Linked DNA regions of Homo sapiens: all the other regions are linked to region 2. The links are chromatin loops, found by intact Hi-C in ENCODE. Cell type or tissue: endothelial cell of umbilical vein. All regions are shown on one strand. Each heading gives the region's core, and the rest is flanking DNA. Links, peaks and the distances in the headings are about the cores only. Region 1 overlaps ZNF438 (zinc finger protein 438). Region 2 overlaps ZNF438 (zinc finger protein 438). Region 3 overlaps ZNF438 (zinc finger protein 438).

Region 1 (11,018 bases), core at 3,604-8,603, 130 kb after region 2:
AGCTTCTCCTTTGAAGCTTTGAAGCCAAGCATTGACTCTCCCTCTCTAGCTATGAAAGTCTTATATGATATCGTCTTCGAATATAAGGCTGTTTCATTTGCATTGAGGCCATTAAGAATTATGCTAGGGCCATGAATAATTATGCTAAATCTACACTACTCTGTAAATGGAACAACAAAGCCTGGATGACAGCATGTCTGTTTACACTATGGTTTGCTGAATAGTTTAAGCCCACTGTTGAGAGTCACTGTTCAGAGAAAAAGATTCCTTTCAAAATATTATTGCTCAATGAAAATGCACCTAGTCACCCAACAGCTCTAATGGAGATGTACAAGGACATTAATGTTGTTTTCATGCCTGCTAACATGATATCCATCCTGCAGCTTACGGAACAAAAAGTAATTTCAGTTTTCATTCCATGCTCATGGATAGGAAGAACCAATATCACGGAAATGGCCATACTGCCCAAAGTAATTTATAGATTCAATGCTATCCCCATCAAGCTACCACTGCCTTTCTTCACAAAACTGGATAGAACTACTTTAAACTGCATATGGAACCAAAAAAGAGCCTGCATAGCCAAGACAATCCTAAGCAAAAAGAACAAAGCTGGAGGCATCATGCTACCTGACTTCAAACTATACTACAAGGCTACAGTAACTAAAACAGTATGGTACTGGTACCAAAACAGATACATAGACCAATGGAACAGAACAGAGGCCTCAGAAATAACATCATGCATCTACAACCATCTGATCTTTGACATATCTGGACTTCTTGGTCCAGAGCTGAGTTCAAGTCCTGGATATCCTTGTTAATTTTCTGTCTCATTGATCTAATATTGACGGTGGGGTGTTAAAGTCTCCCACTATTATTGTGTGGGAGTCTAAGTCTCTTTGTAGCACTCTTTAAACTGAGGAGAAATCTCTCTCTGTAACTTTTCCCCATTGATTCTAGCTATGACTTTCTGTAGATCTAAATCCAGTCCTTCTTATTCTTGAAAGCAATCCAAATTACCAAAACTAGGAATGCTAAAGCTGTAATATTTTTATTGTGACTCTACTGATACATGTGCTAGAGAGTCTTGGATATGCACTTTTCTTCTCTCTAAATCTACCTCCACTGGTACTAGGCTAAACTGGTTGGAGTGAGGGGTGTGGGATCACGGAACCAGGAGAAGCTAGCTGATTACAAATGGACTTGGGAGTATCTAAGGAATAGCAAGAAGGCATGTGTGGCTAGAGGAGAGTGAGCAAGACAGTGAGTGACAGGAGATAAAGTCAGCAGGCCTGTTAGAACATGTGAGACAACGTTTCATCCTGTGTGTGCTGGGTAGCCACTGAAGGGTTCTGAACAGAGGAATGACAGAAACTGTTTAACATTAAAAAAAAAAAAAAAAACACCTTTTACTCCTATATGGAGGACTGACTGGAGAGATACAATGAGGAGATAAGGAAGGCCGGTTAGAAGACGATATTATCACCTAGGTGACTTATGACAGTGACTTACAATAGGGCAGTAAGGGTGAGGAGTGGGGTAGGAGTAATTTGGGATACATTTTGAAAGGCAGGCATATAAGCCTTACTAATGGACTGGATGTGGGATATGGAATAAAAAGTCACACATGACTTTGAGTTTTTGGCCTGGAACAACTGGGTATATCACTTACCCAGGGAGAAAAGTTCAAGATTTACATTTTAGACATACTAAGTTTGAAATGTTTATTAGACTCCAAAATGGAGATGTTGAAAAGACATAAAAATAAGTCTAGAACTCATGGGAGAGACCAAAGTAAAGAAATTGTAAATTTGGGAGAACAGATGGCATTTAAAACATGGGATCATATGAGATCGTGTGGAAAATAAATACAGAAGGCTAAGGACTGAGCCCTGAGAAATGTCAACTTTTAGAGACCATAAAGAAGAGAAGATAGCAAAGGAGATTTTGTACTTTTATGACTCTTCCTCAAAAAGAAGTTAGAATTATTTTATGTCTACAAACTATGAAGTCCATAGCCAACCATCATAATCCTCTTCAAAAACCACTTTTTAGAGTCACATGCCTACTCTATTTCTGACTCCTGACCAACTAACAATCTGAATAGCTACATTTCACCTGTCAGCTGTTCAACTACCCCATCCCTGGTCTCTGGCATGTGTTGCAGTTTCTGGATCAAAGTTTTCACAACAGCTAGGAACTTCTAGTTGTCCAACAGTTACCAGGAGGCACGTGGAGAGCATGTTCCCCAGAGCTGCCAAAAGTTCTTGGCATATGATCAACGAAGCACACAATGAATGAGTGTTCAGCAATTAATCAGGTGACAGAGAACAACTGACATGTTAGGGGACTGCAGAATGAGCCAGAGTAAAGCTAGACAAGAAACACAAGTCCTTACTCCAGGCTGCTCACCCCAGGAGAATCCACTCTAGGTCACCCAGTGTGATCAGATATTCTTACCTAGAAAAGCTGAAATAATCCGAAGTTTACTACGTGTTTATGGAAACATGACAGCATTTCCTGGGAGCTGCTTATATCATGAACAAACAGTAGGTACTGTACATAATAGGCACTTGTTCTGTCCGCCTCCCCATCTCAGAATTAGACTGGAGACAGCTCTTCTCTCTCAGCCTCATCTGTAAAGGGAATTCCAGCCTATCTCATAGGTAATTATGAAGATTATATGAGATAATGTAAGTAAAGTGCCTGGTACATAGAAAATGTTCAGGCCGGGCGTGATGGCTCACACCTGTAATCCCAGCACTTTGGGAGGCCGAGGCAGGGGGATCATGAGATCAGGAGTTCGAGACCAGCCTGACCAACATGGTGAAACCATGTCTCTACTAAAAATACAAAAAAAATTAGCTGGGCTGGTGGCGTGCACCTGTAATCCCAGCTGCTCAGGAGGCTGAGGAAGGAGAATTACTTGAACCCGGGAGGTGGAGGTTGCAGCAAGCCGAGATTGTGCCATTGCACGCCAGCATGGGTGACAGAGCGAGACTCCATCTCAAAAAAAAAAAAAAAGTTCAATATATACTAGCTATTCTTATTTACACTTTGATGACCACAAATTACAATCAGCTGAATGGTAAGCATGTCCCTAAAAACAATACTTTTAATGCTCTTCTAGCACAGAATAATAAGTTTTTCTTGTTTGCTTGTTTTGTGTGAACTATTACATGATCAATGTAATTTAAACTTGGCCTGAGAAAACCATCCTTTTTCTCTTTCTTTTTTTTTTTTTTATTTTTGAGATGGAGTCTCGCGCTGTCACCCAGGCTGGAGTACAGTGGCGCGATCTCGGCTCACTGCGAACTCCGCCTCCCGGGTTCACACCATTCTCCTGCCTCAGCCTCCTGAGTAGCTGGGACTACAGGCACCTGCCACCACGCCTGGCTAATTTTTTGTATTTTTAGTAGAGACGGGGTTTCTCCATGTTAGCCGGGATGGTCTCGATCTCCTGACCTCGTGATCCACCTGCCTCAGTCTCACAAAGTGCTGAGATTATAGGCATCAGCCACCGCGCCCGGCCATCCTGTCTTTTTCTCAACTTCCCAACCAAGGTTAGCACAATCATGTTAAACAACTAAAAAATAGATTATAATTCTTTAACTATAATTCTATTAACATGAGACTGTTAACACCAATTCTGGCTAAAGACTACCAAGCAACACAGAAATTTCCAAGCCGGACAATTATTCTGCAAGAGTTATTCAGGCATGGGTCTGTTGTTTTAAGTGTCTATATCCTTTAAGTATAATATATTTATATTTCCCTTTATGAAATTTAACTAAAATCATTAAATTTGGCAGCAGAAGCAGGAAACCATCTACAAGACCTGCATGGCTACTTTACTTTTATTAATGAAAAGTTACATAAGAGTTTCAGCAAACTACAAAGTTTCCTTCTTATAAGTCTTTTAATATTTATAGAAATTTAAAATAGTTATCATGCTAGAGTCCATTTTAGAAACTGAGAATTTCTATTATCTGACAGCAATAGATTCTGTATTATTTTAGCTCAATTACAGAAATGGATATGTAAGAATTATATTCATCTTTATTCGTACTTGTTAACAATACATCTACCATGTCTACTACTTGACCTAGAAGCTCAAGTAGTGTGACTGAACAAAACTACACTAACAGGGTCTCAACCCCAAACCACTGAGTCACATTATTGGACTTTTTTCTCTAAACAATACACTAAAGAAAAGAAAAAGAAGTGTACTGGGAACCATTTAAAGGGCCTGCTTGGAATAACAGAAAAAGTTACACAAAAGGACCAAAGAACACAAGTGGCTTAAAGTATCAAAGAGAAAGCCTGTAACCAAGTACGAGGAGATGTCCGCAAACACCATGCCCATTGTATCAGTCCTTTCTTGCGCTGTTATAAAGAACTATCTGAGACTGGGTAATTTATAAAGAAAAGAGGTTTAGTTGGTTCATGGTTCCTCGAGCTGCACAGGAAGCATGGTTGGGGAGGCCTCAAGAAACTTTCAACCACAGCGGAAGGCAAAGGGGAAGCAGGTACATCTTACATGGCTGAAGAGGAATAGTGTGAAGGGGGAGGTGTTACACACTTTTAAACAACCGGATCTCATGAGAACTCACTCACTATCACAAGAACAGCAAGAAGGAAATTCGCCCTCATGATCCAATCACCTCCCATCAGGCCCCTCCTCCAACATTGGAAATTACAATTTGACATGAGATTTGGGCAGGGACACAAATCCAAAGCATATCACCAATGTTAAAAAAATAAAATTGCATACTTCCTATAAACTGAAAAATGAAACCTATAGCCATGTATTTCCTTGAATCGTTTTTATGTAATCTGGATTTTTCAAATTATTTTTTTTATTTTTTTAAACCATGGTCCAGAAAATCTACTTCTAAACTATACATTTTGAATCAATAAACTGACTTTTGTGCTTCAAGTAAACTTATTTTGAAATAATTTTAGATTTACAAGATAGATACAAAAATAGTATAGACTTCCTATACACCCTTCATCCAGTTGTCCATAAAGTTAAACATCTTACATAACCACAGGACATTTGTCAAAACTAAGAAATTAACATTGATTAATTTCTAATTGATTACTATTAACTATAGACTTCATTTATATTTCACCTGTTTTTCTACTGTCTTTCTTTAGTTCCTAGGTATAACCCAGGGTACCATATTGCATTTAATTATTTTTTCTAATGCTCTAAATTTTGCTACATGCCATACTTCTATGTCTTATAAACAATATCTTCATTGTAATTATTATACAAATAAGCCTAAAATTCCCTGGGAAATATGATTTGTTAGCTATTAGGGAAATGTTACATGAAGATTCATGTAAATGTGATATTTCTACAAATGTTATACTGAAGAGAAAAGAGTTAATTGCTGAAGTAAGATATGCCCCACTGTCTACTTTGCCAGGAACCTATGAGATCAAATTACTTAATGTTTCAGAAATCTCTCTTCAAAAAATGCTTGTCACTTACCTATATCCCAAGGCTCCTGTAGAGTCATAAGATATACCGTAAATCCTTTTAATTAATTCTGTAACAATACAAAGTATTATTATAATCATATTCAGATAATCCATTTTCATCAAATATATGTAAAAGGTGCCTTCTTTTCAAGTTTCATTTTTAATTACTGTATATTTTTATTAAGATAATAAAAGAACTAATGTAGAAGAAAATAATTCCATAGTTGATTACATGTCTTTAGTTTAAAAATGAAAGCATGCAAAATTTAATAAAAGTTTTAAGATAAATAGAAAATGTTCCAGAAAAAAAGAAATGCCACAATGAATAAAACTGGCTAAGAAGAATGCTTCACATTCTTTTCCATGTGCATAATACTGTGGAAATTAGTAAACAGTCACAAACAAGTGATTCATATTCAGGGCGCAGCCTTTTTGACAGGAAAACAGTAATCAAGAGTTTGGGATTTGAAGATTTTTAAAAGGACACATGTCTAGTAAAGTGTGTCAGTTTGCCTGAGACAGTCCCAATTTACGGCCATTGTCCCAGTGTCCCACAAATTTACCATTTGTCCTGGATTTTTCATTTTCTAATGATTTTTTTTAATGATAGCATTAAAATATGCTAAGACTTACTTGTACTTTTAGGCTCTGCCATAATCTCATTGAGCCATGTGTGAGATGCATGTGCAATGAAGCCAGTTGTCAATTTCGCAACTTGCTTAAATCTTTAAGACACCTAGCAGTAACCCATTTCTAAATGTACTAAATGTACTGTAACTGATACTTCATTCTTAAAGACAGCACCCAGGCACCATGCAGAAAAAGTATACCTAGGCAGGAGCAGGTAGGGACAGCTAACTCCTCCAGTCTTGAATGAAGGTAGAAGAAATACTGAATACTGCTCCCTGCTCATGGCTAGCTTAAAGACACGGATTTAATGAAAGCAGACAGGACAGAGAAAGTGTTTTACGTATTATTCTCTAAAGCATGACTTTTCATCTAGATCCAATGACTTTTTAAAAAAATGCACTTAGTTCTGATTCTAAAGCGTCTCTTTTACATCATCAAAGTAAAGTGAAAACTGGTTGGCTCCATTAACAGAAAAACTCACAGTTAAATGTTGCCAGCTTTCTGTCAGCATCAGGAGATGTACCAACCAGAAAAATCAGTTAATTCCAATAATGGTTTGATGATTTCATCTAATTCATGAAACCAAAGTAAAGCTTTTGGAAGTTCATTCTGTAGAATATGAAACACTTGACATTGCTTTAATTGCTACTTAAAAATCAGTTTAGAAGTTCAACAACAAAGACAAAATTACCGTTGGTTCTCCTTATTCACAGTAGTTAAGTTCTATGAAGTCACCATGAACACTGAATTAGGGAATACCAAACTGTTTACTCATAAGGGAAATTCAGGGTTGGGTTCCTGAGAGCTCCTGAGAGCCTCTGATTACATTTTAATTAGCTGATCAAACATAACCTCATTTTATGTATATTTCTGTTTCAAGATACCTTATTAATATATAGTCATCCACTGCATGATGTGTCAGTCAACAACAGACTGCATATATGATGGAGGTGGTCCCATAAGATTATCAAGCTATATTTTCACTGTACATTTTCTATGTTTAGATAAATAAATATTTACTATTGTGTTACAATTGCCTACGAATTCAGTATAGTAACACACTGTACAGGTTTGTAGCCCAGGAACAAGAGGCTATACCAAATAGCCTACGTGTATAGTAAGCTATAGATTCATATCAGTACACTCTATGATACTTTCACAATGACAAAATCACCTAATGATACATTTCTCAGAATTTAACCCTGTTGTTAAGCAATGTATGGCTGTTCACTGTTGAGTCACTAACACTGAACTCATAGCCAACAGCACTATAAGTTTATCTATCACATGCATTTTCTCCTTAAGGCACATCACAGCCTTCTTGCACTTAGGCGCAATATACAGCACTTCAGTTCCACACTGGGTAGTCATTTTAAACACAGAAATCATAAGCCTAAAAAAGCAAAAATCATGGCACTATATAAACCACAAAAAGGAGACTTGTTTACCGTATGAGAGCTGAAGGAAATCAGCTTGTCAACTAGGAATGTGTTGAGCAATCCAAATTTTTCACCATTCTGTACCATTTGCAGTCATGCACTCAGTTGAATGCCTAGTGTCATGAGTATTGATTTTGCAGTTACAAATAAATTTTATAGGTTCAGTATCCCTTACCCTGAAATGTTTGGGGTCGGAAGTGTTTTGAATTCAGAGTTTTTAAAAATTTTGAAACATTTGCATTATATACTTATTGAGTATCCCTAATCCAAAAATCTGAAATCCAAAATGCTCCCATGAGTATTTCATTTGCGCATGACCCTTGAGGATTGTGTTGAGCATCATGTTGGCACTCAAAAAGTTTAGGATTTTAGAGCATTTCTGATTTTAGATCAGAGATGCTCAATCTGTAGTAAGCAGACGAATTCATGAAAACAAAATCTGTGAATAATAAGGGTCAATTCTATTTGTTTTTACAGTGATAACACAATTACAAACCTTGGTTGAGTACAGCATCATAGAAAGAACAATGTTCTTACTAAATTTAAAAAATGGTGAAACAGAAATAAACTTGGACTTGGCTGTGGTTCACATATAATTCACAGCTGTGCCCAAAACTGCAATATATTACCAATCAAAATTGGGGGAAACATATTTTACAACTGAATCCACAAAAGATGTGACATTCTACCAATTAAAATTTACAAACGTTTATACACACACACAGGGTTAAAAAAATTGAACTAAGGCTGGGTGTGGTGGCTCACACCTGCAATCCCAACATTTTGGGAGGACGAGATGGGAGGATTGCTTGAGCTTGGGTGGTCAAGGCTGAAGTAAGCTGTGATCACACCATTGCACTTCAGCCTGGGCAACAGAGTACACCCCTGTCTCAAAAAAAAAAAAAAAACTAAAATATTTGTGACAAAGCTGATGCTGAATTAAAAAAAAAAAATTCCAGCATGATAGTCCATGTTTTCTTTTTGTTATCTATCTTAGAATTCTTTGAGGCTTAGACTTTGCAAAATCATCAACATAACGGATGATTTTCATTCAAACATTACATTCAAAGTCAGTTGAAAATAGCTATGGACTAAACGTTTGTGTCACCTTAAATTCTTATGCTGAAGCCCTAATACCCAATGTGATGGTATTCAGAGGTAGTGCCTTTAATTAGCGTTAGATTAGGTCATGTTGGTGGGGCCCTCCTGATGAGATTAATGCTGTTATAAAAAGAAACAGATCTCTCTCTCTCTCCCCACCCACCACCCCCCATCCAAGTGCACACACCCAGGAAGGGCCATGTGAGGACATAATGAGAAGATCAAACCAGGTCTGCAAACCAAGAAGCAGGCCCTCACCAGAAACTGATCTGCTGGTGCCTTGATCTTTGACTTTCCAGCCTTCCGAACCGGGAGAAATGAATTGTTGTTTAAGCCACCCAGTATGTCATATTTTGAGAGAGCAGCCCAAACTAAGACAGAAATCTTTTATTCAAGATTTAATTTTTATGGCGAACTTACTTTTTTACTTAAATAAGTTTATATTATGTACTAGAATAAAATGAACTTGAGAATGCCTACAATTTAGCAGCATCTAAATTTGGTTAAGATGTTTAAAAGATTTCCATAATAGACACAATTTATTTGACAAGTTTGTCATAAAAATTTTATTGAATAAAGGTGCTGTAAATCGAGTTTACTGTTTTTTTTAATAGTAGCTTTGAAAATGTATGTGCTAGAATATTTACATATTAAACTATTACAAAATAAAATTTAATAGAATTTGCTTTGAACTTACCAGGTACCTCATTATCGACATAGAGATTACATTCTCAAATTTAAAAATCACAATTTATATAGAAAACAGTAACTTGAAAAAAATCAATAATTTCAAATGTAGCAATCACAAAATGCAACCTGAAAAAGACTACAATTTTATGAAGCAATTAAAGATAAAATACAACCGTATTTTTAAAATTTTTTTTCCAGGAAAATACAGAGAGCTGTATTCTGTGGAGCTCCTTAGTACTTTCTAATCTCCCTTATGTAGTATATTATTAGTCAGGGTTCTCCAGAGAAAGAGAGAGATAACAAGATTATAATTATTGTACCTAATAAATATATTAGTACAAATTATAGCTAAGAAACTAAATAATGTAAGCTTTTACTGAGAATTATATTTACGCTATTTTTAATGTTAAAACAGTTTTGCTTTAATGAATATAGCTATATGTTAATATGTTTTAGAAATAACTTTATTTTTAAAATAATTTCTTAATAGGACTATTTTATAGGTTCGCCAATATGATGAAACCAATTTGTCAGTCAAGCAATAAAATTATATAAGTTTACAGTTTTTTAGAAAGAATATCAATTTTGGCAATAAACAGTTAACCTAGATGTGACAGTTAATTTTATGAGTCACTTTGGATAGGTTATGATGGCCAGCTGTTTGGTATAACACTAATCTAGATGTTGTGTGAAGGTCTCTGTGGATGTAATTAACATTTATAATTAGTTGACTTGAAATAAAGCAGACTCCATACTGTGGTGGGCCTTATTCAATCAGATGAAGGCCTCAACAGCTAAGATAAAAGTTACCTGAAAAAGAGGCAAGTCTACATCAAGATGGTAACATAGAAATGCTGAGTTTCCAGCCTACTAGCCTATTTTGCAATTTTTACACTCAAGACCATTACCAACTCTTACTTAAGTATATAGCCTGCTGCTGTATTCTACATGTTTGATTTGCCAACTCCCAAAATCCTGTGAGCCAATTCCTTAAAATAAACTCTATATCTTTCTCTTGTTCTCTCTCTGTTTCTCTGGAGAACCCTGACTAATAATATACTACGTAAGGGAGATTAGAAAGTATTTAAGGAGCTCCACCAAAAGGAAGCTGCTCCCTGATAAGAGTAGAGAGAAAGGGTTTTATTTTAAGAAACATGCAAGTAAAGAAGAATTAACATTAGCATTAACTTCTTTTAAAGAAGAACAGAATCCCAGATTCTATGGCCACATCTTCCTATACCAGAATGATACATAACCCAATAACCCTGACCCTTAGCTTTCAGAGAACAGGGACATATCTTACATCTCTTTGTATCCCCTTTCTAGCAGTGAGTGTGAGACAGAGAAGATGCTCTAAATGGTTGCTGAATAAACTAAAGTCTCAGAAGACATCTCCAGTCCTAAATGTGATTAAGGGGGCGAGAATGTATGCAAAAATATGGATTTTAATGTTTTGAGTAGTATTGTGGTGTTGTCATTCTGAGACTGTTGTGTGTGCACTATAGGATGAAAATACATAATTGTAGGACTTTCCAGTTCTATAAGCACTCATATCCTTGAAAACAGAGGAAAGAGATACAGAAAGAAGATTTAAACACACTATCATCTCCACCATAGTCTCAAGTTTGAATTGGAAACACCAATATAAACTTATGAAATATTTTTATTTTA
Region 2 (11,018 bases), core at 3,153-8,152:
GGAGGAGCATTGGCTACTCCCGCCCACCCAAGACACTCTTCCCTCAGTAAATCCCCAGTACTTGCTGCATCGTTTCCTTCAAGGTTTTGCACAAATGGCTTCTTCTCAACGAGCATCTCCTCTGATGACCTTATTTAAAACTATATCCCATTGTGAACTCCCTGCTCCCTCTTCCTGTTTCATTTTCTCTAGAACATATGCTCCATTTATGGCCAGGCATGGTGGCATATGCCTGTAATCCCAGCACTTTGGGAGGCTAAGGCAGGCAGATCACTTGAGGTCAGGAGTTTGAGACCAGCCTGGTCAACATGGTGAAACCGTTTCTACTAAAAATACAAAAATTAGCCGAGTGTGGTGGCAAGTGCCTGTAATCCCAGCTACTTGGGAGGCTGAGGCAGGGGAACTGCTTAAACCTGGGAGGTGGAGGTTGCAGTGAGCTGAGATCATGCCACTGTACTCCAGCCTGGGCAACACAGTGAGACTACATCTCCAATGAATTAATGAATGAATAAATGAATAAAGTATCACATATAGGCCGGGCACGGTGGCTCACGCCTGTAATCCCAGCACTTTGGGAGGCCGAGACAGGTGGATGACAAGGTCAGCAGATCGAGACCATCCTGGCTAACATGGTGAAACCCCGTCTCTACTAAAAATACAAAAAAATTAGCTGGGCGTGGTGGTGGGCGCCTGTAGTCCCAGCTACTCGGGAGGCTGAGGAAGGAGAATGGCGTGAACCCGGGAGTTTGCAGTGAGCCGAAATAGCGCCACTGCACTGCAGCCTGGGTGACAGAGCGAGACTCCATCTCAAAAAATAAAAATTAATAGATAAAGTATCACATATACTGCCTGGCTTCCCTAGAATTCCTAGAGGACAGGGAGTTGGTCTGTGTCTTCAGGGCCTACAGTGTCCAGTACGTGACAGAGATTTACTAAATATTTGTTGAATTTTTAAAGTGGTAATAGAGTGATCAATGAGAAAAATAAATAATTTAGAGGTTGAGCCTTGGAAATTTTGTAAACAGTGGGGAAAAAAAGAACACAATTTAAAAATGACCTTTAACATTTCCATATTTTGAAAATTAAAAAAGAAACAGAGGATATTTCTCTGAGACATCTTAAAATGTAATTTTATTTATTGCCAGAATAAGGAGCTAATAATCAACTACCTACCTGAGGAAATAACAAAAGAGAATGGTAAATTATGCTGCTGGGGCATAAACTGAAATAGTCAACGAAACAAGCAAGCTCTACAGAAAACAGACACACAGAGAGGAAGAGTGGGGGGATTAGAGCGAAGACAGAGGAACAATAGAAAGGGAAACTGAACCTCGGAGGCAGAGCATGGTAATGTCAACAAGAAGAAAGGCAGAAATAACAGACAGCAAAAGATGCAGCTGAAGCAACAACAGTGGTCAAGGTCACCTCGAAGTCTCTAAAGACTTAAGTTGGGAAGGGGCTTCCTATTTTTTATGACCAAGTGTGAGAAAGCAACCTTCTGACAGTTAAGGTTTCCAGAAATGAAACCAGATATACTTCATAGAGCCATACCAAAAGGGAGTGAGCTAATTATGATATATTTGAAGTAAATGTGCTTCAACGGATCTTCAAATGTCTCCACATTATAGTGGAAATAAAATCACATAGGAAGAGCAAGGGCATTCAAAGGAAAAGGAGGCCACTGTGGCCTGGGAACAACAGGACACTCCTGAGCTCTGTCCTGGCTGCGAGAGCACCGATCAGTGTGAGCAGTGTGGGCAACCTGAAGTGACAGAGGCCCAGACGACTGGTATGATGTCTGCCAAACTGAGTCCGTGCTCCTCAAGGTCCCTGCGATTTAAAGAAGTGGATGCTGGGGTTGAAAGTCTTATCAGGTGGTTCATGATCAATATCACAAGCTAATCACAAAGAGTTTGTGGGGTGAAAAGATAAGGTCTTGTTGAGTACATTTAACATACTTATGCTTGTCTGGATCTATCAGGAAGTACATACAAGGTTAAGGGTCTCCATGAAGGTGGTGTTGAATCCAATTTCTCAGAATCATTATGGATAAATAACTAAACCAATGTGTTAGTAGAAATGCAAGGCAGGAGAAAGACAGCAAGGCCACAGAAACAGAAGAGAAAAAACCCTCGTAATTACTTAAGTGTCCACCAACAGGGTGCTAATAAGATAATCATCCAACCATACAATGTAATACCACGCAGTAATAAAAACAAAGAATGAATCAGGGTGATCTGGAATACTCTCCAAGATGGGAGATGTACAGTATGCTATCACTTGGATTAACAAAAATGAGAAGATACACACACAAATATATCCTTTATATGTGCAGAATATCTCTGAAATGAAACAAAAGAAATCAGGATTATGGTGGCCTTTGTTGGGTGGAGGGACCTGGAGGAACTAAGAAGTCAGGAATGGGATAAGTGCTAACTTCCCACCGAATACGCTCTGTGCCTGGCACACAGGAGGTGCTTAGACATATTTGTTTAATGAATGAAAGGAAAACGAAAGTTTCCCTAGTTGAATCAGTTTTAAAAAGCAGTATCTTTTGGGATATTTGTGATGAGTGTGTGTCTATGCATAAATGACTGTCTAGATGTACACACAGAGAATGGCTCATGTCTTTTATTTTCCTTGACTACTTAATGACAAGAATTGCTAACGATCAGGGAAGTAATCTAGTAAGTAATCCGACAGGCAGTGCATAACTATCCACCAAAGTTAAGCACTGAGAAGTATTAGAGCTCATTACCTCCCAAGGACAAGTGGAGTTGTACAAATTATTCCTCCAAACATTTGCTCTTTAAGATAAAATAAGGCAATTTGCAATAAAGGCCAGTTATGCTAGAATAACTCGTGTTTTTTTGTTTTGTTTTGTTTTGTTTTTTAGTAGTCTGAACAACAGGAGTCCTTACAGAAGCTGAAAATGCCATTAAGTTTTCAAAAACTCTAACATACTAAGATAGTATGTCTGCAGAGTCTTTCTTGGCAATATAGTTATACAACAGTGGTTTATTCCACTACACATTTACAAGGCCTTTCACAGATGGTGTGATCTAAAAACTCTCACCTGCACCCACTAAATTACAGATCTTACAGAACTGTGCACTAAATAATGAGAAGTAAAAATTTCCACTGACATTCATAATTTCTGGAAATCCTGCACAACTACCCGTAACACAGTTAAAGAGACTCACAGGACTCTCAGGTACTAAACATGGACTTTTATTAACTGAAGACATAAAAGTGTCGCTCAGTAAAATTAATTGTGTACAATTATTCAACAGGAATACTTAATATTAGGATCTTAAATATGGGCTGTTTTTAATATGTTAAGCATACTAAAATAACAATTTTGAAAAGTGACATTTACAGTTGGTGAGAAATTGATCTAGCTGGGATTAAAGGGAAACTAGGAAGTGTTGAGCCCTTATTATGGTCTAGAATTAATGCTAGGTCTTTTAATTAAATCTTCATCCAAACTCTGCGAATAAGTATTACTGTTCCCCTTACACAGATTAAGAAAAATGAGGTTTGAGGAAGTTAAATAATCTGCCAAAGTCCACATAACCCAGAGCTGTCCCACTCCAATTTGAAGCAATGACCTTTTTCTTCATTTTCCTTCAAAGGGCAGGGGGATTATATGTAAAGTTGTCTGAATTTATCACAAAATATAATACCATATCTAAATTTTAAATAGAAAAAATAAATTTTGAAATAGAAATGGCTTGTCATATTCTAAAATTTCTTTTTTTTTTTTTTTTGAGACACAGTCTTGCTGTCACCCAGGCTGGAATGCAGTGGTGAGATCTTGGCTCACTGCAACCTCTACCTCCCAGGTTCAAGTGATTCTCCTGCCTTAGCCTCCCGAGTAGCTGGGATCACAGGCATGTGCCACCATGCCCAGCTAATTTTTCTATTTTTAGTAGAGGCGGGGTTTCACCATGTTGGCCAGGCTGGTCTTGAACTCCTGACCTAAAGTGATCCACCCGCCTTGGCCTCCCAAAGTGTTGGGATTACAGGTATGAGCCACCCCATCTGGCCTAAAATTTCTATTACCATTAAATTATACTAACTTTCTGAAAGCCCACTTATTAGAGATAACTCACAGAAAATTAATAGTCATTTGAAAGCAAAAGCATATTTTTATATTTGAATTTGCCACTTACTATCCATAGGACTCTGAGAAATCCAGAAAGGCTGTTGGATATTTGGAGAATGTGCAACGTGTGTCCTCCTCCTCCTCCATTGCCATCAAAGGATTGGATCTGATGGATATCATTTACATGTTAAAGGCAGTGGAGGAAAGAATGAGGGCTCAATAGCACTAGGTGCCAATGTCTTACCCAGCTTTATTAAACTGTTTCACAATGCAGCTACCACAAATAGTATTAAGAGACAAGCACATGAGGCAATTCTCTAGATAGCTACAAACAGCTCACTTCCTGATGTCCATTGGCAGAACCAAAGCCTGCTCTGTTGCTTCTGAATAAAGTTGTTCAACCTCTTCTGGTCGCTGGTTTGGGCAAAGTTCCATTATTCCATCTGCTGGGGCCCACAGGCCTACTGCTAAGAGTGCAGAAGGGAGCAGGCAGAGAAAGAGAGGCGTGTCCCTGCTCTTGAAACAGGCCCCCTGGATCCAGGCTCACGAGGAAAGTTCTGCCAAGTCTTGGTCACTAAAGAGCCAAAAATTTTAGGTGTTGTTCTGGTTTTAATTTTATTAAACTGAAATACTCTATTTTCAATTTCATTCGTTGTTATCCCTGTTTTCCCTGCCACTTGGCTTTCAAATAATAAATTCCACTTGGGGTTCAAACTGTTTCCCAAGATGGTCTCTAGTTAAAATAAATATGGTAAAACCCTGGAGAGGTCTGGGATAAAAGCAATGTCTCATAACACAAGGGAGTGCAACTTAATTTTGTTGAAAAACCTATAAACACCTTTAGCCATTGCCTACCCTCTCCCCAAGCTACTGTCCAGGGTCTGCAGCAGCAGTCAGAGTCAACAGGAATTTATTGAGCACTGACTATGGAGCATGCACTGTAAAACGTGCCGGCAATAGGCACAAGTGTTCTTTTGTTTCTAAGGACTCAGGATGCCAAATGCATTTCTAGTCCACATATCTGCAGCATGGAGACCTCCTAGAGTCATCATGTCTCAGACCTAAGTTTCAGGAAATTTGAGACAATGCAAAGGAAACAAGCACATTCCTAACTGGAGATCTTGTATCCTGAATCTAGTTTAGTCCATTCTCCTTGACATACTTGTGTGTTCTGCTCAATTATTGCTCTTAGCTAACTCCCCTCTCCCTCCTTAACACCACCAGTGACATGCAGGGCAACTTCCACTCAGCACAGGCCTTTGAGATTTGTCTTGTCAAACAGTGCATCCATCACCTCACTTCGCAGGGAAGGAAATTCTCATTTTCTGAGGAGCTGAGCTTCTTTATCAATACTGTTTCTTTAATATTATCCCAATGATAAGCAGATTTTATGGGTTAGGTACTGTGCAAAATATATAACATGCATTATCTCACTTAATACCCAAAAAACCTGAATTAGGAACCACTGTTGTATCTGTTTGTTTTTGAGACAGGGTCTCACTCTGTCACTCAGGCTGGACTGCAGTGGTGTAATCACGGCTCACTGCAGCTTCAAACTCCCCAGGCTCAGCTGATCCTCCCACGTCAGCCTCCCAAGTAGCTGGGACTACAGGCGCACACCAACATGCTGGGCTAATTTTTGTATTTTTTTATATATTGTTTTGCCATATTTCCAGGCTGGTCTTGAACTCCTGGACTTAAGCAATCCACCTGCCTCAGCCTCCCAAAGTGCTGTGATTACAGGCGTGAGCCACTGTGCCCAGCCAAGTCTGTTTTACAAGGATTTCTAAGCTCATAAGTAACAGTGCTGGAACTCAAATCCTAGCCCATTTTATTCCAAAGGCTCTTTCTACCTCTGCATGCTGACTGTAAGCTACTATGTGTGGTTATGGCCAGCATCTGATCTTCAGTAGAAAGACTGTGTGTTTTGGGGTTTAGACAGATTTGGTTTCAACTCCTGGCTCTGTCATGTACCTGTGGCTTTGGCACTTCACTCTCTGTGCCTAAATGTTAGGATCTATGAAATGGGCATAATAATATCTGCCTACAAAGGTCCCTGTCAGGATTAAATGAGAAAAATACCCATGATGGTGCAAGTAGTTCCTGCTACATGTTAGATGCTCAGCAGATATACTAGTTTTCCACTTTCTCTTGCTAGAGACTATCAGGTTGTTGACATTTATTTTTGTTGGGAAAAAAAAGGCACAAATCTTGAATGATCAGCATATGGAAGTAGTTCTGAATCCTTAAAGTAGTGTTTCTATTTTGAAACGTAAATGAAGGAAAGAGAAAAGAAATGGCTATTACTTGTGCTGGCCTCAAAAGATAGCTTCCCAAAATGAAGACCTCAGAAGCAAAAATCTCTCTGCCCTTCTGTCCCTGGCCCTTCATTTTCCCCCCGAGATTAGCCATAGAATCTAGAATCCCTCTTCCCCAAGGTGAGTCATAGAAACCAGAACCACTTTTCCCCAAAGCCAACCATAAAACCTGAAATTATTACTCTAACCTTGGCCATAAAGAAATGATCTGACCTACTTGTTTGATTGTAGGTCATCGGACCCGCATTCCAGAGAGGGTCCTGCCTCATACCCAGAAGGAAGGGATGTTCCACAGAGAGGTCAATAGCAATCCAAAACAGACAAGCCTTGCTGGGTTTCCTCACTCACTCTATTAGCATTAGATGACATCCCTTTTGTTCAATTATATTTCTCCACAACTATCCATGTTTTGTTGAACCTCAGCATGAAAACGGACAGTTTCCCATCTTTGGGTCTGCATTCTGAAAGCTCTCGTGTCATGTAACACAGCTGATTCAATGTATATACCTTTTCTCCAATTAATCTGCTGATCTGTCAGCTCATTATCAGTGAACCTTCAGAGGGGTGAAGAGGAAGTTTTCCTTTGCCTCTATGCTTGTAAATAATGAAACTGTATTTTAAATCTTGTGCCTCTCTTTTGACACTCACGCTGGTAGCTCAATCTTTCCTAACATCTAATCCAATCCGTCTTGCCAGGCTCTTTGATTCCCTGTCCAGAACCCACTCCCACTTGCCCTTCTGTAAATTTTTGTATCCCAGTTGATAAAGTGCTAATTGGATTAACAATTCAATGCGAATAGGGTTAACATACATGCATTTTAAAGAGCTACTTTATGGAGACACTCCTTCCCACTTTTGTTTATACCTAGTAAGTAGTGAGGCCAACTGTTGGTCTTAAACCTAGCAGGGAAGAAAGCAACTACCCTAGTAGTTGTTCAAGAAAGTGGGGTAAGTACAGATCTCAGTGGCCCTGTGATGGGGGATGGGGCCCAGAGTGGGGTTAGGGACACTTGCCTTGCAGACTTTAGTATTTTGCCGAATAAATTATTATAAGTTTTAAGACAGCCTGAGTACAGAAAGAAAAGTTAGGCACTGAAAGAGGAACTATAGCCCCTAAAATGGACTAAATGAGATATATAAATACAGTTGTCCCTTACCATCTGTGGGGGATTGGTTCCTCCACAGGACAATGACCTCCTTTAGACACGCAAATCCATAGATGCTCAAAACCCTGATGTAAAATGGCACAGTGTTTGCACATAACCTATGCATACCTCCTCCTGTATACCCCAAATCACCTTTAGACTGCTTTTAATACCTAGTGCAATGTAAATACTATGTAAATAGTTGTTTTACTGTATTATTTAGGGAATGATGACAAGGAAAAAAATGTCTATACATATTCAATATAGATGCAGTTCGAAATTTTTTTTCAATCTCTGGTTAGTTGAATCCATGGATGCAGAACCCACAGATGCAGAACAGGATGTGGAGGGCTGGCTATATCATGCTGCAAGAGGAAACAAGCATTCTTTGTGAAAGAATTTAAAAGCCAATTACCTAGAATACTAGTGGCAATTAAAAAAAATAACACAATGTGGTTGATAAACTGAAGTAACTAATTATTCTTTCAGGGCCATATAGTTAATGTCCCAAGGGAAAAGTACATTTAAAAAGCTTTACCACTTAAAATATATTTTAATGATTCTCAATTTCAATGAATTTCTTCTTCATTCTAATTATGAAGCTTTTATTAGTTATTTCTGGAAGGAATTGTTTTTGATTTGGAATGCTTCTGATAAAAAATGGTTGAAAGCCATATGAAATTATGTTTGTTTTTAATACATTTAGAAAGATAAAGTTGTTTATTTTTTGGCAAAAATAATTTGTAGCACGCAAAAGATTTTATTCATTATTACAAAACATCCAAGCCAGTATCTTTACTCAAATCTAAGAATGACCGAGGAGCATAAGAAGTTAACTAAGAGCTAATGACCTTCCAAGGACACTAAGCCAGGCAAATGGAAACTTCTGAAATGCTTTGTTAACCCCATTCTCTCAATATTCTTTTTGTTGTTATTATCACTAAAATTGTTAATACTCAGTTGAGTCCTACAGTTGAAATTTGGACCTTGACAACTGAACTCCAACATGGTGAAAAGCAGCAGGTCATTTCATTTGACCTTCTATCACCATCACAAATACCTGTGCACGCTGTCCTTCCAGAACATTCTGACATTTGCCGAGTCAGCTGTTTCTCAATGGGGCTGGTGAACATGGAAACATCCACAAAAGAGGTTTAGTGAGCTGCACAGATATGGCATGGCAAGAAATCTTCCACCAACAAACTAAAAATGGGCCCTTTTTCTTTATATTTTCTTTTTCTTTTGAGACAGGGACTCGCTCTATCACCCAGGCTGGAGGGCAATGGTATGATCATAGCTCACCCGCAGCCTCAAACTCCTGGGTTCAAGTGATCCTCCTGCCTCAGCCTCCCAAGTAGCTGGAACAACACATGCACACCACCCTGTGTGGCTAGTTTTTAAACATTTTTTTGTAGAGTTGAAGTCTCACCATGTTTCCCAGGCTGGCCTCAAACTCCTGGGCTCAAGAGGTCCTCCTACCTCAGTTCCCTAAGTGTTGGAATTACAAGCATAAGCCATTGCACCCGGCCTACTTTTAGTTTTCAATAGCAGTTGCAACAGTTAAGTATCTTTGATGACTAACAAGATGACAGTTGGTGAAGAAAACCTTTTCCTCAGTGGGATAAACAGAAAGATAAGGTTTCAACATCAGAATGTGAAGTCAGTTGGAACAATTAAACTAGGACACATGCAAAAGGCTGGAAGTTTCTTGCCTTTGGTCAAAACACTATGATTATGAAACTAAAGTGGTAAAGATCACAATGTTTCAAAATGCAGGGAACCAAAATTACAAAGATATCGCTTTTATACTATAATTTCAAAAGTAAGTTCACTTTATCTAAAAGAGGTATTTTTGAGGAATGTGCAAACTACATTTTAAAAAATGAATTGTTTCACTGTTTTATAGTAGAGTTTTACAGATGCTTTATCTTCACTGCTGATTTATCTTTAACTCACAGTGATTTATAACATTTTTTTGCTGCACGTTTTTCTATACCTCAGCTTTTATGTCAAATAGTTCATGATTTGTAAGTACAAATGCACAAGGGTGGACAGCCACGGATCTTTAAGAAGTCAAGTATTCCCCTGTTATGCTGATAATTATTCCCTAACATTTCTGCTGGTAAGTCTTGACTGTTCCTTATTTCTTTAATGAAGACACACCTTTCCTTAACATAGAGAGACCATCTACAATACTGACACTTTGAAGAAAATAATAAAAAAGAACATGAAGTCCCAGGCACTGGTGGGTACTGAGGTGACTGGTTTGTGCTGGTCACCTTTGAGGAGCTGACCAGGTTAGTTGTCTATGAGTTAGCTGGCATCTACAGATCCTGTCGTGTGACTGATGCCATCAGATTCTGACCTGAGCCAGTACCAAGAGTGAAGGCGGCAGAGTTTGAAAGCTGTGGTGACTACTTTGGATTCCTTTGCCTTTGAATTCTGCCATCCTTCTTCTCCATCAATATGTTTATTGTCTTTTAGTGATGACTATGAAACCTGGGTTGAAGGGAATATCTATTCTCATCCACAGATGAAGAGTATGTCAGAGTTAACTTTCCCACCTCCCTGGAGATGGAGTGATGACACAGCCCACTGCTTCTCCTTGCCCCGAGGCTATGTGTGCCTGTGAGTGGTCTCCTTAGGTAGATCCTCCCATTCCAGAGCCGGCCTCCTGGCTGAGCATCCACACGCACTCCCCTCATATTGTAGGTTCGCCCCCTTGCTGTCTTCCTACAGAACCTTGCCTAGCTGGCCCCACCTTGTGCTCTCCACTTCCACCGCCTGTTATTTGGTGCTGGAGAAATCCAACCATTGTGAACGCTGGACAGTGTTCTAAGTTTAAAGTTTCTAGTTCAAAACCGATTCCACAGTCTATTTACTTGTCCCTAAGAGACTCTTGGCGGCCCACATTCCTTCCTCTGCTCTTCTGAGGCACTCTCCCTCTGTCCCACCCCTGCCCTATCCCCAGGGCCATCTCTCTCTTGCCAATGTTTTTTGACATTGACTTCGTGGAAAAAAGAGAGGCTATTATGTGGGAACTCATTCACTGTCCCTTTTATTTGTAAACTCCCTTTTTGTCTTTGATTATGCCACACAAATAAATTTATAAAAACCTTTTCTGTGATGGGGGAAAGGAGAAGTACTATAACTCTAAATATACAATGCTCAAATCCTGATATATTAAAATGTACAAAAAGGTGCATCTGAAAATAAGGAAATGGAGTATTCCCAACCCTGGTCTGGAGGCTACCCTTCCTTCCAGGCCCCTTGTGCCTCGGGGATACTGCACCATTGGTGAGCTCCCCAGCTCTCAGGGAGGCTGGCCTGTGACCATCCTGTCTAAAAGGAGCTGCTCAGCTCCATGTGATCACTTGCTATTTTCTTTTTCTGCTTCACTGTCCTTCGAGGTACTTACCTTCACGATGATATTACATTATCTGTCTC
Region 3 (11,018 bases), core at 3,541-8,540, 110 kb after region 2:
TTCTCCATTATATGGGGGAGCTTCATCTAATGAGTTGATGGCCTGAATAGAACAAAAGGATGACCTCCCTGGGCAAAAGGGAAGTCCCCAGCAGACTCCCTTCAGACTTCATCTGCAACATTGGCTCTTCTGGTTTTCCAGCTGACTGCCTTTAGACTCAAACTGCAACTCTTTCTGAGCCAATTAATTCCTTAAAATAAATTTTGGCCGGGCGCGGTGGCTCACACCTGTAATCCCAGCACTTTGGAAGGCCGAGGTGGGCGGATCACGAGGTCAGGAGATTGAGACCATCCTGGCTAACACGGTGAAACCCCGTCTCTACTAAAAATACAAAAAAAAAAAAAAAATTAGCCGGGCGTGTTGGCAGGTGCCTGTAGTCCCAGCTACTCAGGAGGCTGAGGCAGGAGAATGGCGTGAACCCGGGAGGCGGAGCTTGTAATGAGCCGAGATCGCACCACTGCACTCCAGCCTGGGTGACAGAGCCAGACTCCGTCTCAATAAATAAATTTCTTCACACACACACACATACCTGATTCATTCTGTCTCTCTGGAGAACCTTACTACATATGGTAAGTTGGTTTAACTTTAAAAGAAATAGCCAAACTATTTTCCAAAGTGGTTATAACAATTTACATTCCTACCAACAATGTATAATATGAGAGTTCCTGTTTCTCCACATCCTAGACACTATATACTGTCTTTTTTATTACAGCCATCCTAGGGGATGTAATCTCATTGTGGTATCTCATTGTGTTTTTAATGTGTATCTTCCTAATGACTAATGATGCTCACTGTGCTTACATGTGGCTATTAATCACTCTCATGTCTTTTCAGATGAAGTGTCTATTCTGTTCTTTTGCTCACTGTTAAGTTGGGTTGTTTGCCTTATTATTTACTTATAATTCTTTACATGTTTTGGATACAAGTCCTTTATCACACATGATTTGCAAATATTTTCTCCCAGTCTGCAGCCTATCTTTTCAGTTTCTTCCCAATGTCTTTTGTAGCATAAAAATGTTAATTTTAATTAAGTCAAATTCATCAATTTTTTATCTTATGGCTCATGCTTCTGGTGTCATACCTAACAACTCTGCCTAATCCAAGGTCATAAAGTTTCTTCTATGCTTTCTTTTAGAAGTTTTATAATTTTAGCTCTTACATTTAGGCCCCTAATTCATTGTCAGCTAATTTTTGTGTATTGTTATTGTGAGGAAGTTAATTTTTGTATATGATATCCAATTTTTCCAGCACCATTTGTTGAAAAAATAACCCTTTCTCTATTTGTCTTAGCAGCTCTTCCAAAAATCAATGGACCAAAAATGTAAATGTTTATTTCTGGACTCTCAATTCCTCTCCATTGATTTATATGCTTATCCTATGCCACGGCCACGTTGTCCTGAATACTGTCACCTTAGATTGAGTTTTGAAATGGGGATGTATAAATCCTCCAATTTTGTTCTTTTACTCATTTATTTTAAATTTTATTTGATCCCACTGTACTAAGTGTACTTAGTAATACCACCTTAAATCCTTTCTTAGACAAGATAGATATAAATATAAAAATAAAATAGGCTATATTTTAAAGACGTTTTCAAAATAACATAATCCTTTTAAGATTTCAACCATTAACGTATTCCCCTAGGATTGACTGTAAAATTAAGTTTTCCCACCCCCGACACTCACATCAACAAACATTTACTGAATGCCTACTATGTACCAGGCACAGTGCAAGGTTAGGTGCCAAAGATACAGAGAAAAATAATATATACTTACTCACTTAGCACTTAAATAGACAATGATGGCATAGTATATTAATAACAGGTATGTACAAGATAAAGAACAAAAGATATTAATCTTATCTTACCAGATTTATCTTACTTTATATAAGCCTGTTTCTTAAAAAAAAAAAAAGTTTTTTTTACATATGTATACATATGTAACTAACCTGCACAATGCGCACATGTACCCTAAAACTTAGAGTATAATAAATAAAAAAAAAAAATTAAAAAAAAAAATTTTTTAATTTATTATACCTTTTTAAAAAATTATTAGAAATGAGGTCTCGCTATGTTGCCCAGGCTGGAGAACAGCGGCTATTCACAGGCATGATCATAGCGCACTATAGCCATGAACTCCTGGGCTCAGGCGATCCTTCCGCCCCAGCCTCCTGAGTAGCTGGGACTACAGGTGTGCACAACTGTGCCTGGCCTGAAACAAATGATTTGTGAAACTTCTACCAGCTTTAATGTTCTTTGATTGTATAATCGCATTTTATTTTTTTTAAACAAAAAGTGCTAAATTTTAAATTTGATAGAATCCCTTCTAACCTGCCTGTATTAGAAGACAAGAATAGGGCTGGGCACAGTGGCTCACGCCTGTAATCCAAGCACTTTGGGAAGCCAAGGTGAGTGAATCACTTGAGATCAGGAGTTCGAGACCAGCCTGGCCAACATGGTGAAACCCCGTCTCTATTAAAAATACAAGAGATTGGCCGGGTGTGGTGGCGTGCGCCTGTGATCCTAGCTACTCAGGAGGCTGAGGCAGCAGAATCGCTTGAACCCGGGAGGTGGAGGTTGCAGTGGGCCGAGATTGCACCACTGCTCTCCAGCCTGGGTGACAGAGTGAGACTCCATCCCAAAAGAAAAAAAAAAAAAAAAAGTTTTACAAATTTTGGTACTTTCTAAACAAAATGCGTTTAAAACTACCAGAGAGGCTAGTACTTACAAAAGCTTGAAATAAGAAATTCTGTTGTAAAGTACTGGTTCTCTCCATCAGTTTAGGTCTTTTAATTTGCTTTTTCTTCTTAAGGTTACAAAAGCGAAAAGTCTTATTTCACCTCCAACCCACCTTACTCTTTCCCATAAAGGTAACTTCTGTTATGCTCTGTCAACTCCTGCTTGTACAGAGCAACAAACTATAGAAGATACAGATAGTAAGAACTCTTAAAATACTCAGATCAATCTCAAACCTTATTTTAGATATAAGCTTCAGCCTCTTTCCCACTAAACTTGACATCAGAATAACTAGTAAAACTTGTAAGTTACTCACTTTCCTTCTTCCTCCCAACCTATGCCCCAGAAAAGTTGGAGATTAATAGAAAAAGACATAAGCAACACATCTAAATAACGTGCATGTGTGTATGAAAGTTTCATAGTGCACATTCCTGAAACTTGTTCTATAAGAGATTTTAGTAAGTGTTCTTTAAAAATAAAGTAAGAAAGGAAGGAATTTGGAAGGAAGAAAGACAGGGGGTGGGTGTTCCCAAGTTCAAATACATTTGGGAAACACTGGGTTAAATAAAATACCAATATACACTACGTAATATACATTGTGATTGCTCCCACTTTTCCTAAAATTAGCAAACCACCAAAACCTTTAATCACGGATCACTTAGTAATATCTTGAAAGAATCTAGGTCTTTACAAAAATACAGTGTGAGAAGCAAGTTGGATATAGCTTCCGGCTCATTGTCACACTGGCAGCAATTCATACAGCTGAACAACTGTGGATATTCAGAGAAACATGCACAAGGTCACATCAATTTGCTACTGGCCAGAAGACTAAAATATAAAATAAAAATTAAAGTGAGCAGACTGTCTCAAGATTCCATCTTTACTGTTTTGGAAAAACTGGTTTCGTTTCTGTGTGGCATTATTTTTCCTTTAGCTATATAATAAAATAATACAAGTAGATGTTTGACTCTAAAATGCACTAATGGGTTTGCTTTTAATAAGTAAATATAATCAAAGGGTCTCAATATAAATTATATTCATTTTAAAATCTCCTTTACAAAACAAAAAATAGGACTAAAATAGTTTGTAATATTAGTACATGCTTTATTGTGAAAGAAACTTTAAGAGGTTGGCCGGGCACAGTGGCTCACACCTGTAAGCACTTTGGGAGGCCAAGGTGGGCAGATCACCTGAAGTCAGGAGTTTGAGACCAGCCTGGCCAACAGAGTGAAACCCTGTCTCTACCAAAAATACAAAAATTAGCTGGGCATGGTGGCGGGCATCTGTAATCCCAGCTACTCAGGAGGCTGAGGCAGGAGAATTGCTTGAACCCAGGAGGTGGAAGTTGAAGTGAGCCGAGATCGTGATACTGCACTCCAGCCTGGGCGACAAGAGTGAAACTCCATCTCAAAAAAAAAAAAAAAAAAAAAGAAACTTTAAGAGGTTAATAGAAACTCCTATCAAATTATGATATTTATCTATAGTGACAAATATCGATAGCCACCTATCTACGTGTAAAAAAATAGTGAACTTGGAAATATCTCCTTATATGTTAGGATTCAAATCAAGATATAACTCAGCAGTGAGCACTAGTATATATGCCAATGAGGCCAGGCCCTGTGGCTCACGCCTGTAATCCCAGCACTTTGGGAGGCCAAGGCGAGTGGATCACAAGGTCAGGAGTTCAGGAGTTTAAGACCAGCCCGGCCAAGATGGTGAAACTCCGTCTCTACTAAAAACTACAAAAATTAGCCGGGTACGGTGGCAGGCGCCTGTAATCCCAGCTAATCGGGAGGCTGAGGCAGAAGAATCCCTTGAATCTGGGCAGCAGAGGTTGCAGATTGCAGCACTGCACTCCAGCCTGGGTGACATAGTGAGACTCCATCTCAAAAAAAAAAAAATTTTTTTTGCCAATGAGATTGAATCAAGCTTTTATTATCAAACTGTAGTCATGAACAATAACTTTTCAGTGTATCTTATTCCTGTCTTCCTGCTGAAATTTTACTTGGGTGAAAAGTCTGGGAGGATTTCCTACTAAAGTGATCCTTATAGTAGCTGAAATAGCTGCTGCATGTCCTAGGTGGAAGCTTTTCTGAAATTCTACTTTAGGAGAAAATAAGGAACAAATAAGTCACTGATGAAGAAAAGTTTCCACCACACACTTCAAGCATTCTCTTTTTTAGTTGTTTCTTCATTGCTGCTCGGCACAGGAAGTGTGATAACTGTCACCCTTACTTATAAATGTCAGATAGCCTTACTCTTTTATACTCAAACCCCAACTATTTGTTTAATGCCCTATTCAAGCTTCCATTAAATCTTTGATCACTCTCTAATTCAAGTAAAAATGATTTCTCCTTCCTCAAAGCTACCTGATTCTTGTCCATGCCTCTCACTTAGCTCATAACTATATTTAACATACTTTAGGTTGCTGTTTAACTTGATTAGTGTCCATATCCTCTTCGTTGAGAAGTCTAGGACACTTCAGATGGCAGGAACAAGGTGATGCACATCTCTGGAGAGTCCACAATACCAGGCACAATGCTGTTTACACTAGCATTCTGCAAGTATTTGTTGACTGACGGACATTAGTATTTTCCTGGGGGAAAATATAAGTGTTCAGGAAATGTTAACAGATTATCTTTAATCGATAACTAAATGAAATCTTTTTTTCTATGACCAAGCAGTGTCACGGATAGGTCAGCCAAGTATAGATCACCTAAGGACTTGGGCACAGAATGTTGTGAGGAAATTAACTGTTCAATGACAAAAGGACTCTGAACAGGACCTACCATTACAGATTAACAGGAAGGATGTAGACATGCACACAGTCATATGCATATGGAACAATGACCTCAAACTATAAAAATCCGAGAAAAAAACCTAGGAAATACCATTCTGGACACTGGCCTTGGCAAGGAATTTGTAGCTAAGACCTCAATTGCAACAAAAAAATTGACAAGTGAGGCCTAATTAAACTAAAGAGCTTTTGCACAGCAAAAGAACTATCAACAGCATAAACAGACCTTACAGAATGGGAGAAAATATTCAAAAACTATGCATCCAACAAAGGTCTAATATCCAGAATCCATAAGGAACTTAAGCAATTCAACAAGCAAATAACCTCATTAAAAAGTGGGCAAAGGACATAAACAAACACTTCTCAAAAGAATACATAAAAACAGCCAACAAACATATGAAAAAATGTTTAACATCACTGATCATCGGAGAAATGCAAATCAAAACCAAAATGAGATACCATCTCATGCCAGTGAGAAGAGCTATTATTAAAAAGTCGAAAAATAATATGCTGGTGAGGCTGCAGAGAAAAGGCAATTCTTATACACTGCTGGTGGGAATGTAAATTAGCTCAGCCACTGTGGACAGCAGTTTGGAGAGTTCTCAAAGAACTTAAAAACAGAACTACCATCCAACCAGCAATCCCATTTCCTAAAGGAAAATAAATCGTTCTACAAACAAGACACATGAACTCCTATGTTCATGACAGCACTATGTACAATAGCAAAGACATGGAATCAACCAAGGTGTCCATCAAAGAAAACGTGGTATATATACATCATGGAATACTATGTAGCCATAAAAAAATAAAATCATGTCCTTGGCAGCAACATGGATGCAGCTGGAGGCCATTATCCTAAGTGAATTAACTTAGGAACAGAAAATTAAGTACTGCATGTCCTCACTTATAAGTGGGAGTGAAACATTACGTACACATGAACACAAAGATGGCAGCAATAGACACCGGGGACTACTAGAGGAAGGAGAGAGGGAGGAGGGAGGCAAGAGTTGAAAAAGTTAACTATTGGGTACTATGCTCAGTACCTAGGTGACAGGATCATCCATAACCCAAACCTTAGCATCACACAATATACTCATGTAACAAATCTTGTGGCACATGTAACCCCTGAATCTAAAATAAAAGTTGAAATGATTTTTAAAAATACAAAGATGTACGTACTAAATGCATCACTCTTTACTATTAGCAATACTGTAAAAAAAATAGAATCTACAAAAGTAATCTGGCAGTCTCATTCATTCATTCAACAAACCATTATTGAAAACCCACTGCCTAAAATTACCCAGCACTTTGGAGGCCAAGGTGGGAGGATCACTTGAGAACAGGAGTTCTAGACAAGCCTGAGCAATATAGCGAGACCCTGTCTCTACAAAATGAAAAAATAAGTAGGGCTTGGTGGCATTTGCCTGTAATCTCAGGTACTTAGGAGGCTGAGGTGGGAGGAGCACTTGAGCCCAGGAGTTTGAGGCTACAGTGAGCTATGATCATGCCACTGTACTACAGTCTGGGTGACAGAGTGAGCTCCTGTTTCAAAAAAAAGAAAAAAATGATTTTAAATAGGCAAACTTTTGCTGTTAAAAAGAATCAAGGGGCCGGGCGTGGTGGCTCATGCTTGTAATCCCAGCACTTTAGAAGGCCGAGGCGGGTGGATCATGAGATCAGGGGCTCAAGACCATCCTGGCTAACACGGTGAAACCCTGTCTCCACTAAAAATACAAAAAATTAGCCAGGTGTGGTGGCACGCACCTGTAGTCTCAGCTACTCGGGAGGCTGAGGCAGCAGAATCGCTTGAACCTGGGAAGTGGAGTTTGCAGTGAGCTGAGATTGCGCCACTGCACTCCAGCCTGGGCAACAGAGCAAGACTCCATCTCAAAAAAAAAAAAAAAGAAAGAAAGGAAACCTATTGTGTGACAGGCTCTGTATTAGGCACTGGGGAACTAAAGGTAAATGATTAATATCAGCAATTCATGTTGGCTCTTTAAAGCAGATTTAGACAGATTTAATCCAAAAATTCATCTACCCACCCCCCTGTAAAACTGTATTCCAGACAGTTAAGGTACACTAAAAATATTTTATCTCATTGCTTAGAGCAATGCAGACAGTTTACTTTGCCTACACACTAGCAAACTTAAAATTATCCTAGAAACTCTTTCAAAGAGATACTGTTTCGTTTCAGTCCCCAAGTCCCTAGGTTCCCAAGTTGATGACTGAGGACAAAGAGATGTGCTATAAGCAGTAAGAATAAACTTACCCTTGGAGCCTTGTCCAAACAAAAGCTCTTTACCTGAGATTAAGGCAGCATTGGCAAAAGTACTCCTTTTCCCTGTAAATTAGCTGCTGACCCATTCTTATGCTCCATGGCGTAATATTTTCTTCTAAAACTTTAGAGGAAAAGGCAAAAACAGAAAGCCTTTTTGCCAACCACAAAAATTTATATACTTTAAATTGTGGGGAAAAGAAGAGCCAGTATATACTTTTAAAACCAGAGAAAAAGGAAATAAGTATCTCCCCAACGCTCAACTACAAACTTCTAACAGCTGACTAGTAAAGAAAAGCAGAAATATTGTAGTTACAGTTAAGCTGCTTTGCATCTGAGGCAACTTAAAATGATCTACTGATAAGTAGGCTAAAAGTAAGATGGTAGGGCCAAAATTTATCCTTTTAGAATTAAAACTCATTTTTAAAGTGTGTTTTAAGAAGAAAAGATGTAATCTTTAATATGGCAATAGGGTTTCATTCAACCAGAAAGTCACTAAACTACGAATGAATAGATTCAAAAATCTACAAAATTAACCTGACAACAAATATGGCTGCTAAATTTTAATTTTAAAACTAATATGTTACTGCTCTGGTGTTGTTTTAAATTAAAGGATTTCTTCTGGGACTGCAAAGGAATGAATATTTAGCCTATCTCATGAAGGAAGGAGCGATTTCTTGTCTTAAAAACAGGAGGTTCGCCTACAAGATCACCTGGGACACACTTGGCCAGTGCAAGCAGGCCAGAAGGTTACTGGAGCCTGGGAATGTTTAACATCAAGAAAGGAATTACAACTCAGTAAGATCAGAAGGAACTACACAGGAAATGTGAACAGTAACCCTTTCATAGCTCTGTACCCCCTCCCACTGCCTGTGATAAATGAAGTCCTGCTGCTGCCCAGTTATGTGAATATACAAGCCAGGAGCAGAGAGGGATGGAGAAAAAGGGGAAAAAAAGACATTTTATATATATATACACAGAGCACAGCATAAATTTATAACGGCATGATAAAATCATGCTGTTCCGCAAAACAGCCTCTAGCCTAATTGCTACATATGTACTATATCACTGCCTTACCCAACAGTGCCCTAAGTAAAAATTCCAAAGACACTTGAAGGATCAGGCAGCGGTAGGTTGATGGGATAGTTGGCAAACTCATCCTAAGTAGGGAAACGTGGCTCCTATAAAGCTGACCAAACAGGTCTCCACCCTGGCTTATGTTTAAACATCTTGTTCCTAGTCAGTCTGTAGGGAAAGCATTCTTTCCACAATAACACACAATCAAATCAGAAATTCCTACTCCATCCTTTATCTACTCTATGTAAAAGTTTCTTCAATATTCTAAGCCAGAAGCTTAGAGAATTTAACTGAATGTAAACTTTTTTTTTTTTTTTTTTTTTTTTTTGAGACGGAGTTTCGCTCTTGTTGCCCAGGCTGGAGTGCAATGGTGTGATCTCGGCTCACCACAACCTCCACCTCCCGGGTTCAAGCGATTCTCCTGTCTCAGCCTCCTGAGAAGCTGGGATTACAAACATGCACCACCACACCTGGCTAATTTTGTATTTTTAGTAGAGATGGGGTTTCTCCATGTTGGTCTGGCTAGCTCAAACTCCCGACCTCAGGTTATCCGCCCACCTAGCCCTCCCAAAGTGCTGGGATTACAGGCGTGAGCCACCGTGCCCAGCCTCTGATTGTAAACTTTATTATAGCCTAGCTATAGTGAAGGCATGGTAAAATATTTCTAGCTGTTACTTGGAAAAGCAGATGTGACCATACAGATCTTAGATACCTTTAGAGACCCGTGGTTGGGATCTGAAGAAAACAAGACACTTACCACAACTGCCTCTGGATAAAGGGGAAATGCTCAGTTTCCACAAACCAGTGAGTATGAGAGCTATTAACTGTAAAAATACACACAGTCCTCAGATGGTGAGGGCATGGGTTAGGGTAACAAAAATACAATGGAGAAAAAAGTGGCATTTCCAATGTGACACATTTAAAATATGGAATGGAATTTCATGGGTCACTTGGAAATAAGATTTTTTTTTCATTGGTATAACTTCAGGCTAGAGATGGTTTGCCACAGAGTAAGTCAAAAAAAATAAAAGAATATGGAGATGACGATGAAAATGACAACTGCCAATAAAAGTCAAAAGGATAGATTTTGAGAACTCTCCAGAAGAGGGAACAAAAAAATCAAAAGATTTTTTCCCTTGGCAAAGTGCCCCCTCCAAAGCACACATAGTCTGCTTCAACCAACAGCCTATACCCACAGTGTTTTCATATACTAAATGGCATATCACTAAATAACAGTAAATGAGATTAAACTGTAGACTTCCTAGTTGCCTTAAACAACTGATGGTTAATTTCTTGAACACTGAATAACAAATATGCAGTCTCATGACACTGTAAGAAGCTAAAGGTGCTCATTCTTTCCATGAATTCTAAATTGCTATAATACTTATATTAGGAAAACAGAACAGTGGGAAGGAAAATTTTAAACAAACCCAGAATAAACCACACTTTTGATTGGGTTTCCAGCAATAATCAGTTCCCCATTAGAATGTGGACCCCGAAGTATACCAAATGCAAGCTCAGTGGAGCTCAGTCTCCTCAGCTGAAAATGAGAGCTTACTCTGGAAATGAGCACTTCTTAACATTTTTAACCCATGTTCCATCCTATTAAACATAAAAACCTCATACTCCCATTGAATGTTATTTGTGACTTCATAACCAAAACCAAAACCAAACCAAAGCAAGGTAAGTTTTTATTGTTTTTTTTTCAGTGTCTCATCATAACCATTTACAAATTCATTTATTTACAAATACTTGCATAAATGGACAGATATTAATAATTAATGCTTTTTTAAATCTTGAAGACAAAAAAGATTTTAAAAAGCCTATGAAGAATAATGATGACAATGAAATGATATTTACTGAGACCTTTGGCAAATGATATTTACTGGGACCTTCTTCTCTCCTCCAGAGTTACTATTAATATAAATGATCCTTTCTTTACTAGCATTCAGCCAGAAGAAATGCTGGCTGATACACACACACACACACACACACACACACACACACACACATATACACACACACACATATATTAGGCCTTCAATATTTGTTAAATGTTAAAAGAGGTGATAGGTCCTCTTTTACTATTCTGAAAATAACAGAACCCTAATATAGTAACCTTTCTCAAGTAATAAAG

What was found. Hi-C counts contacts between places; a loop is a spot of excess contacts. Peaks named below come from ENCODE experiments on the same cell type or tissue, not always from the same donor. Only the 100,000 strongest peaks of a DNase experiment are listed, where the experiment ranks them.
Region 1: a loop joins it to region 2, with 10 times the contacts of the local background. A loop is called at or near these places in 3 of 110 quality-filtered maps.
Region 3: a loop joins it to region 2, with 4 times the contacts of the local background. A loop is called at or near these places in 4 of 110 quality-filtered maps.

Annotation. Positions count from the first base shown.
Region 1 is chr10:30,978,872-30,989,889 of GRCh38, forward strand. It overlaps ZNF438 (zinc finger protein 438), which reads right to left. Exons shown (of 7, transcript NM_001143768.2): 2 at 5,498-5,555. Among named protein-coding and RNA genes, the nearest start is that of ZNF438, 47 kb to the right of the region's middle. In endothelial cell of umbilical vein, for the core only: no CTCF peak of the experiment used is centred there; DNase peaks (open chromatin) are centred at 5,910, 6,890 and 7,350; H3K27ac peaks cover 4,225 bases.
Region 2 is chr10:30,853,505-30,864,522 of GRCh38, forward strand. All of the region lies in intron 5 of ZNF438 (zinc finger protein 438), which reads right to left. Among named protein-coding and RNA genes, the nearest start is that of LINC02644, 140 kb to the left of the region's middle. In endothelial cell of umbilical vein, for the core only: no CTCF peak of the experiment used is centred there; DNase peaks (open chromatin) are centred at 4,527 and 5,197; H3K27ac peaks cover 3,239 bases.
Region 3 is chr10:30,959,252-30,970,269 of GRCh38, forward strand. All of the region lies in intron 2 of ZNF438 (zinc finger protein 438), which reads right to left. Among named protein-coding and RNA genes, the nearest start is that of ZNF438, 67 kb to the right of the region's middle. RefSeq lists an enhancer at 117-346. In endothelial cell of umbilical vein, for the core only: no CTCF peak of the experiment used is centred there; a DNase peak (open chromatin) is centred at 5,470; H3K27ac peaks cover 3,068 bases.